2 separate regions of the Homo sapiens genome follow, and region 2 is linked to region 1. A link is an interaction called in ENCODE POLR2A ChIA-PET data of the cell type or tissue named here. Cell type or tissue: HepG2. All regions are shown on one strand.

The links. ChIA-PET counts read pairs that join two places held together with the same protein. Peaks named below come from ENCODE experiments on the same cell type or tissue, not always from the same donor. Only the 100,000 strongest peaks of a DNase experiment are listed, where the experiment ranks them.
Region 2: POLR2A ChIA-PET joins it to region 1 with 5 read pairs; 1 of 35 experiments calls an interaction of 5 or more read pairs at or near these places.

What each region holds. Positions count from the first base shown.
Region 1 is chr13:93,960,752-93,965,751 of GRCh38, forward strand. All of the region lies in intron 3 of GPC6 (glypican 6), which reads left to right. Among named protein-coding and RNA genes, the nearest start is that of GPC6-AS2, 100 kb to the left of the region's middle. In HepG2, no CTCF peak of the experiment used is centred here; a DNase peak (open chromatin) is centred at 2,970.
Region 2 is chr13:94,301,043-94,306,042 of GRCh38, forward strand. It overlaps GPC6 (glypican 6), which reads left to right. Exons shown (of 9, transcript NM_005708.5): 6 at 4,938-5,000. Among named protein-coding and RNA genes, the nearest start is that of GPC6-AS1, 120 kb to the left of the region's middle. In HepG2, no CTCF peak of the experiment used is centred here; DNase peaks (open chromatin) are centred at 2,719 and 4,179.

The sequences.
Region 1 (5,000 bases):
GTGGATTATTTGACATCATGCAGAAAAATATAACCAGTTTATTGCTGGAATTTTTTTTTTTTTCTTTTTTTTTTTTTTTGAGACAGAGTCTTGCTCTGTCGCCCAGGCTAGAGTGCAGTGGCGCAATCTCGACTCACTGCAAGCTCCGCCTCCCAGGTTCATGCCATTCTCCTGCCTCAGCCTCCCGAGTAGCTGGGACTACAGGCACCCGCCACCACGTCCGGCTAATTTTTTTGTATTTTTTAGTAGAGGCGGGGTTTCACCGTGTTAGCCAGGATGGTCTGGATCTCCTGACCTCGTGATCCGCCTGCCTTGGCCTCCCAAAGTGCTGGGATTACAGGCGTGAGCCACCGCACTTGGCCTATTGCTGGAATTTTTAATCTTCCCAACTGGTTGGTTGTTTTGGCATCCTGTTGGGTGTCACTAGATGCCATTTAAAACAGATTACTTAAATCTAAATTTTAAGAGGAAATTTAGAATCTGAAATGAGAACCTATAAATAATCTCTTGAGTCTTAACTGGCTGGCCAAACAATAAAATAAACCTATAATAAAATTCTGCACATGAGGCAACTAATCTCTAAATTTAAATAACAGTTGCATTTACCTCCAGCCAGGTGTTTGGAAAGTAAATAATGCGAAGCAGTGATTGAGATAAAATATGGCTTTACATGAAAAATCAGTATTTCCACCTTCCTCTTTTTATATTCAAGTTAAAAGTAGCCCATTGAACTTTTAAAAGTTGAAATATATTTCCAAAAGAAAAAAGATTCATTATTTATTGTTATATTGTTGACATACCAGAGTAACACAGAATAGCTTTTGAAATGCATAGACCATCACAATTCCTTTTAGTGATGAAGGGAAACATTAGCATGCTTTGATTTGGCCATGATGTCCCAGACATTGTTTGTCATTAGCTTAGTAAATGGTTTAAAGATAGAGGAAATGATGAACTTCTACTAAAATTTCAGAGGAGACTTGAAAGTTTAGTTTGATTGCAGTGCAGCCAACTTCATATGTTTTAGTGCTATTTTAAGTTGAAATTTCTCCCCTCCTTTTTTTTTAACAATAAATGTAAATAGCAGAGATTTTAGGCAATTGCCAAGGTGTTTATTTGTTCAGTTAGCCATTTCTACTAAAATCTTTGAGCCGTCCTAGCCTCACCTAGCTTGAAGCTAATATTAACAGCATCTGTAGTTCGTTGCTGTTCAAGACTCAACTATTCCTGAGGCTGTTCACCAAACATGTTACATAAATCATTCCTAGTCCTCACAACAGCCCATTCAGGTCGATATTATCATCTCCATTTAACAATTAAAGAAACAAGTTCAGGAAAGTTAAGATCACACGGCTGGTGAGTATTTGAACCATATTGCTTACCTGATAAAATGTAGTCCATTACTATAAGTCCCCCACAACATGGTTGTAAATTCCATTTCACCTAAAATAGTAGCAGGGCTGACAGTCCAACTTCAGCAAAGTTCCTGCATAACATATTTCATCTTGAATAAGTAATGGCATCTTTTTAACCCTTAAGCATTTGATAAGGTTCTTTTGTTGAAATTAATTATTGATAAGAATGGTCGCATGAAAGGATACAGAAAGAGAGATGTTGTGAAAGTTACCCCAGATCATTTAATTTAGTAACAGTAGTTAGCAAAAAATATATATATATTTTTTTTCTTTCTCTAACCTGGATTCTCTCTTGTTCATACTACTCCCAGTTCCTAACCCAGTGCCCCACATTCTAAGCAGCCTTGAAATATCTGCCGAAAGACTGAATACAGAAACGAATAAGTGCATGAAGGAATAAACACATAAATAAACAACAATACTTATATAGGTGTTAGTTATTCTTAAAGTTCTATTATTTGGTGACATGGATTAACATGTCCTTTGAAATTTGAATCCAGGTGGTAAAACCTAGAATAACAAGCTAGTCTATTATACAGATGCTGTTTCTGTCACCCCAAGAAATACTATAAAGTGGCTTCAATGTATTATTATAAATTAAATATGATCGCTTTTTTGCTCTTTGGACAGAAAATGACTAAAAGATGAAAGTGTGTAAGCACACACAGTGGTGTCTGATAAACCTTTGTTGGATTGAGTGGAATATTTCACAGCAATGGCAATAGGTACTTGTAACCAAACTCTCAAATATTGTGTGACAGTTGTTCTGATTAGCTCTATCTCACCATTAATATTTATTGAAGCAAAATCCATCATGGAGAATTCATAATACCTTTTGCATCTGAAATTTAATGGCATATTTTTATGTGAAGCATACCAGTCTCCTAAGCTGTGTAGCATTTTTTTATATTCTTTACTTTCTGCTTAGGTATTACTTTTATAATTGAATAATTGGCTATTTTTTCTTGTAGATTTGTTCCCAATCCTCTAGATTTTCCAAGATCACTATGAGTATTATTAAGTAAACAAAATCATGAACCATGGAGAAAAGTGCTTTTAGAAAAGGGTTTTCATGGTCTTGATGAGCTTTATTTTTTTTTTCTGCAATGGCCACACATATTTTAGCTACTGAACAAAATCTGCAAATAAACTCTTTTACTCATTTGTGATTACTGAATAAAATAGAAGTGTACAATGATATAGGCTCTGATGGGAAAATTTTGTAAACACCAGGTGGAGAGGACACAGAGGTGATGCAAACATCTTCCACATTTTCAAATGTCAGCTGTTCTCAAGAGAGGAAGCTTAAATAAACATCATTTATAGTCTTAGCAGATGTTATCGATACGTAACACTTTAATTGTAGTTTTCCAATATCAGTGCTGTTAATAACAGTTCAGAAAAGATCTGAAGTGCTTTGATTTTAATCAGTGGTCATTTAAAAAATAGCTGTGCTAAATGGCGTATGTTTGTCTTTAAATCATCTCCGTTAGACAGATGGTATCTTTGGAATTGTTGTGACATTTCATTGTTGCTGGTGACTGATGACTCATTGTAGGAAAATCCTTGTGTACACAATACGTGAAAATAAGATTGTTTGGTGTTCTTTCCTACAGCTAATTTTCAAACAGAATTTCAACAGATGTGACAATTTTACCAAGATGTTGTCAAAATAAGAGCAACCCACTGACAAATGAAATCTGGCTCATGTTCAGCCCTTTGGTACCATTCTGGTTTGTTCCAAGTATCAGGAGACTTTGTATCAATGTCAGCCCTGATAACTTGATCATTTCAGATGGCACACTGTCAATTTTTTCATCCTTTCTAATGACTCACTTTGCAATCGAGATGCAACACTTCCTGGTTTTTCTTTTCCTCCACCTCCCCCCACTCATGTATTACCAAAGAAACAATGCTTGTAACTGATCTTTAGTTGTTTGGAAATAAAATGAGATCATCTACTAGAAAGACTTTTAGAGGTCATGGAGAAAGATGATCCATGATGAAGGAACTCACAGGGTCCTAAGGAATTTCAGGTTTAGCTGTGAATGTTAGATTGATAACCTTGCATAGTGAAAAAGGTAACTCCTATGACAATTCAGTCATTGCTTCCTTGACTAACGTGGTGGTACTAACCCTGGGAAAATGAGGTCCACACATAATGATATCATGCATTAGTTTAAGTGTAAAAAAAGGCCGTAAAAGGAGCCCATTATTATCAATGGCAACTGGATGAGCAATACTGTTAAAATACTGGGTTTTATTACAGTGAGCTGACACAACAGAATATTCAGAATCACTTAAAGTAGCCCAGCACAAAACCCTTTAATGATGTATCATCCCCTAGGAGGGCTAATCAAAAACAGATAAAAGAGGGGAGACAATAATATTTGTGCACAGTAAATCCTATTTTAAAAGAATAATGGGATCAAGGTGTAACTTTGTTTTTAAGAAGTGGGTAGTGCGTATAGTAAAATGTAACTGTGTTTTCTCTGAATAGCGTATTTTATTCCTGACCAGTCTTCCAGAAGTATCCAGAGGGCAAAAGTGTGACTGAAAGCAATACAGTGAAAATTCTGTTGTTTCTCCTATTTCTGAAGTGACTGGCGTTGTTATCATACTGCATTATTCACCTACTAGAAAGAGAAAATAGCCCAAAGTTTTCCATTTCCATTATGGCTCCAGTAATTCTCATTCTGTTCCGCTGACTTCTACATGGGAATAAAAAATGTTGTAGCATTCTACACATTGCAGAAAATAGCTTACACTCAAAGCCCTTATCAAGAGAAGAAAGTTTTAATACTATTGCTACCATATAAAAAGAGACAGCAGTCATTTAAAAAGATAGTTTTCATTTCATGTTTAATAATTATCTCCTTAATTATTATGTTTTTGTAAATATATAAAGTTAGTAAGTATTTGGGAAACACTATGAGTTTGTTTTTTTTTTTTTTTTTTTTTTTTTTAGCAAGGGAAGTTTGGTAGTTAAAAATAACCACGATTGGGAGGCTGATGCGGGCAGATCACACGGTCAGGAGATTGAGACCATCCTGGCTAACACGGTGAAACCCCCTCTCTACTAAAAATACAAAAAATTAGCCGGGCATGGTGGCAGACGCCTGTAGTCCCAGCTACTCGGGAGGCTGAGGCAGGAGAATGGCATGAACCCGGGAGGTGGAGCTTTCAGTGAGCCGAGATTGCGCCACTGCATTCCAGCCTGGGTGACAGAGCAAGACTCCATCTCAAATAAATAAATAAATAAATAACCACGAATACTTTGCAATTCATTCGGTCAAGAGGAGGAGACTGTTTCTCCCTCTTTTATTTGGGTTGACCTTGTACCTTGCTTTGACCAGCAGGATATGGTAGATGTGATGCCATGGGACTTCTGAGCTGAGGACTTGAGAGAGCTTGTAGCTTCTTTCTGTCTCACCCTCTTAAAACTTGGTCACCAAGAGGTAAACTGAACTAGCCTGCTGGAGAGGCCAGTGGAGAAGAACTGAGGTGTCCTCACTGCCAGTCCGTTATCTGCCAGATATGTGTAGACAGCCTATTTAGAACATTGAGCCCTTGTCAAGCCACCAG
Region 2 (5,000 bases), 340 kb after region 1:
AACCCCATGAGGAAACCATGGTCAAATAGTTTTGGGAAACACTACTGATGTCATCCTCCCTGTCAATGAGTCTGACCACATGTTATCATGATGGAGCCCTTGTGAAGTTACCTAATTTAACTTTAATAGGTGGAATCTATGATTTATATAACAGCCATTTGCCCTTAAAATAATATTTTGTGGAAAACATTTAAGAGACATCCATTAGCAGGGTGTGGTTGGCATGCACCTGTGGTCCCAGCTACTCGGGAGGCTGAGGCAAGAGGATAGCCTGAGCCCAGGAGATTGAGGCTGCAGGGTGTTGTGTTTGTGCCATTGCACTCCAGTCTGGGCAACGGAGTGAGACCCCGTCTCTAAAATAAAATTAAAAGATTTTTAAAAGGTTAAAAAAAGAAAGAAAAGAACAAGAAACATCAGACCAGACATTTTTTCTTCAAATTTTCTTATCTAGAAAGCAAAACTTCTGGAAAATACAGATTATGGCATGATAAAATTAACTATCAGGTATGTACTTTTCTAGACACATGGTTCTGTTTTTCTGCCTTACATATTGTACTTTATCATCATAGTGTATCTGTGTGGTAAATAATATTGTTATTCCCATTTGACAGACGAGCAAACTGAGGCTCAGAGAGGACCCTGTAAATGTTGGCATGGCAATAGGCTGTCCTCAGCCTCATCCATCTGCCCACCTATATATACTTGTCCTTGGTAAATGCAATCAGTTTCAGGGCTTTAAGTACCATCTTTAAGCTGATGATCCCAATCTCCATCTCCAGCCATAACCAACTGATCTACTGACTCTCATTGAACCTATGGCCCTATCCATCACATTATTATTTCTCAATTGTTTTTTTCCCTTATTCAAAATGTAAAATGTTGGGATACCCAAGCCACTGAGGAAAAGGCTAACTGGTCTCTTATACTAACCTAGCCATGGCCTTCATGAGCCACAAAACTGTGCCTAACTATACTGCTGCTAGAGCAAACTCAGAAAATTGAGACGGTCCAAATTTTCTGCCCAAAAATTTCCTTTGTCACCCACCTCGTGACTCTCATATTTTAAAAATACTTTTTTCAGGATAACAGATTGCTTGCTTCTTAGTCTGCTCAGGCTGCTATAACACAATGCCATGAACTGGGTGGCTTATGAAAAACAGAAATTTATTTGTCACATTTCTGGAGGCTGGGAAGTCTAAGATCAAGGCTTTAGCAGATTTGATGTCTGGTGAGGACCTGCATGGTGTTTTATAGATGATGGCACCTTCCCACTGTGTCCTCACATGAGACAAGGGTGCTGTCCGGATCATTTGTTGTTGTTTTTTTAATAAGGGCACTAATCCTATTCTTGAGGGTAGAGCCTAATCACCTCCCAAAGGACCTACCTCCTAATTCCATCACATCTGTGATTAGATTTCAACTTATGAATTCTTGGAGGACACAAATATTCAGACACATGTATTAAACATCAAATTATTAATTTTTACTTTGTAAGTCATCTAAGTTATATGATGGATATATGTTAAGGTATATTCTCAGTATAAGACTAATACAAAAGTTTTTTTATCATTTCTAAGCAAAAACAACGGCAAAGTACTCCTTTGTAAACCATTCTCATTAGGTTTTGTAAAATTCTGAAAAATAGCTCTTGATCCCTAGGCTGGGAACTTCTGTAATGGAGGGGTCCTTGCGCCCAGAGCTCCCAAGATGGCCACGGGTGGCTTCCAAGATGGCGACAAGCCTCTTGATCTCTGACCTGGGGTTCTTGGCCTCACAGATTCCAAGGAATGGAATCTTGGGCCATGGGGTGAGTGTTACAGCTCTATTAGAAGCCGTGGGTCACGGAAGAGAACCGTGGAATCCAGCGACTAGTGCTTAGCTGAATTAGGACAAACCGAGGCACTTAGCCGTGCAGGAACAATGGCAAGCCTTTAGCCCCATCTGGAGCGGCAAGGGGCACCTCGCTGGATCAGGAGCACAGTGGACACCCGCGGGATCCGGAGGGGTGGGAGTCAGCAGTGGGTCTGCAACGGCAGCAAACAGCAGTGGTGGATGGTGAGCGAAAGCTCAGCTCCAGCCGTAACAAACACAGACCAGAAGAGTGTGCAGTTGCAAGATTTAATAGAGTGAAAACAGAGCTGCCATACAATGGGAGGGGACCCAAAGAGGGTAGCCCTTGCTGGCTGGAATGCCTGGGTTTATATCCCGATCATTGTCCCTCCCCCTGTGCTCTTAGGCGATAGATGATTGGCTATTTCTTTACCTCCTGTTTTGCCTAATTAGCATTTTAAGCTCTCTTTACTACCTGATCGGGTGTGAGCTAAGTTGCAAGCCTCGTGTTTAAAGGTGGATCCGGTCACCTTCCCAGCTAGGCTTCAGGATTCTTAATCGGCCTAGGAAATCCAGCTAGTCCTGTCTCTCACTTCCACACTAAAGGGTTTCTTTTATGGCACTTCTGTTTTTCTAAGGGTATGATAGGATCTCTGTTTAGGGGCTTTCAAGATGTGAGGTTGTTGTGACAGATTGTTATGTAGGTCTCCACCTGATTATGTGGCCAGGTGTTGTTTCCAAAGTAATTAGAAGTCAGTGTTTTCCTCAGTTTTGGTCACAGACCCAGTGATTTCTGCATGGAAGCTATCTTCAACATCCAAACCTGACCTAAATAACAGAAAGCTACTAGGCTATATTGACTAACCTATGTTCTGTAATAATTAACTCCCTCCAAAAAAAAAAAAAAAAAAAATTCCAGCAAACGTGAGGTTTTTCCATTATGATGAAATATCTCCCTAGAACACTAATATTCTTTCAGGGCATTCGTGTTTCTTTGATTTAACTTAACCCAGTGAGCCACATTTTTCCCAAAGGGTGAATTAAAAAGTCCATTAACTCTTTCAGTACATGGCTTCATGAAATCTCAGCAAGGCCGTTAGTATTGTTTCGCCTTAGGCTTTACATTTTTTAAAAGTCAGCTGTCACTTTCAAAGCAATCCAGAATAGCACACTCAACAGATCCCTGGAGCTTTGGAAATGTTAATGCCCTCCATCAGCAGCGACCTTGCCAGAGGGAAGTGATTTAGGCACTACGGAGAAAAGGGCCCACTATCTTTATCACATCGGTTTACACCATCAGCTTCAGAAATTGTGTGAGAGAAGAATAATCAATAGTGTGTTAAGACCAATCTCGAGGAATGCCAAGACAAAGTACCGCCGCTCTGCAAAATGCTGAGTTGAAGGAGAACTTTTGAATACAACAAAAGAAAAATTAGCTGTAGTGGTAAAACAAAATGAATTGTGTCTCAAGACGGAATTTGTCATTGTGAATGGCACTCAGGAGCTCTCTGCGTACTTCAGTGGAATCACATCATATGCGTGATGAAAAATGGTTGTTTTAGAGTTAGACAACACAGAATGAAATAACAAAACTGGAACGAATGCGTTGCAAGTATACTACATGCAAGTTAAGGATCAGCCCATGTAAATAACCCCAAAAAGTTTACTGAAGGAAAAATATCTAGAAAAATCATCTGCTATGGAGAAATGGAAGAAATAGAATAAAGTTAAACTTCATCAAAGTTTCCTGAAAATGTTACTGCATTTCCTGTAGTTCTAGTAAAGGTATTATCTCTCGATAACCAGCACAGAGTGTAAAGCTTCTAAAAACAGCAAAGGAAGTGTCTCCACACCACCCTGAGTGAAATCACTGTGGAAAAGAACTGGCAGCTCAGTCTCTAAGATCATTACAATACAATGTTTGATTTCCCATAGCAATCTTAATTGTGACATGAACAGCTGTCAACAACAAAATTAGAGGAAGCTGTTATTATATGGATTTCATCCACATTTGCTTGTCCTATTTCTATACCACTGCTCAAGAGAGTGTTTTTAAAGAATTCTTCCAGTAGAGATTTTCATTACTCAAAGGGGAGTTACTGAAATTATTTGGCTTTATGTGCTATACAATGAAATAATTTGTCATGATAACAGGAATCCCAAACGGATGTTTATAGAATGCCAAATTCAAGTATGTAAAAGTGAGATACAATTCATTTAATCCTGAAATCATCCTGTGGAGTAACTATTGCAATCCCTATTTTTAGTACAGTTGATTCTCTTTATTGTAGTTATGTTCTATAAAGTCACTGCAAACATTGACTTAGCAAATACTGAACCGTTGCAGCAATGAGAAATACAAGGTTAGGCTCCTGCAAGCCACTGGGCACAACAGTTTCATCAACCAATCAATATGTAGCCTTGTGTTATGTGTGTTTCTGTGAAAAGACACCTTATTTAATATATATTGTTGATTCATTAACATTGAACTCATAGCACTATAACTCAGGCTTGAAGTTTGTCTAACATACATATTTTTGCTATAAGACACATTACACATCTTGTGGTTAGGAAAGCTTGACAGTACTTCAGCCCGATGCTTGGGGACCATTTTAAACATTGAAATCAACAAGAAAAAGCACAAAAATGTGAAAAACATTGTACTACATAGACCACAAAGAGAACACTTGTTTACAGTCTGAGAGCTGAAATAAGGAGAGTGTCTTCTCCAACCTCAGCTGGGAACATGACTCAGATTTTTTGGCACTGTGTCTCTATGTCCATGAGAGTGCTGTGAGTATTAATTCTGGGGTTACAAATAAATTTTAATGAGTAAGCAAATTTGCAAATATGTATCTACCAATAATAAGATTGACTGTGTATGCTGAAACTATGAGTCAGGGATTATAGTTGGTCACTGTGTATCTGTCTGGGTAATTCTTTCTGTTATATTAGTGGTTATACTTGTTTACATTTCAAAATTAGAGTTTATTGGAGGTAAAAGTTTCATAAGAAATGTGGACACCATTGCATTGCACATTTCTGCTTCATGAATTTAGGAGAAAACTCATTGTATAGCTGTTTTTACTTTTCAATGGTTCTTCCAGGTCTTTCAGGGATGTGGTCAGCCCAAACCTGCTCCAGCCCTCAGATCTGCCCGCTCAGCTCCT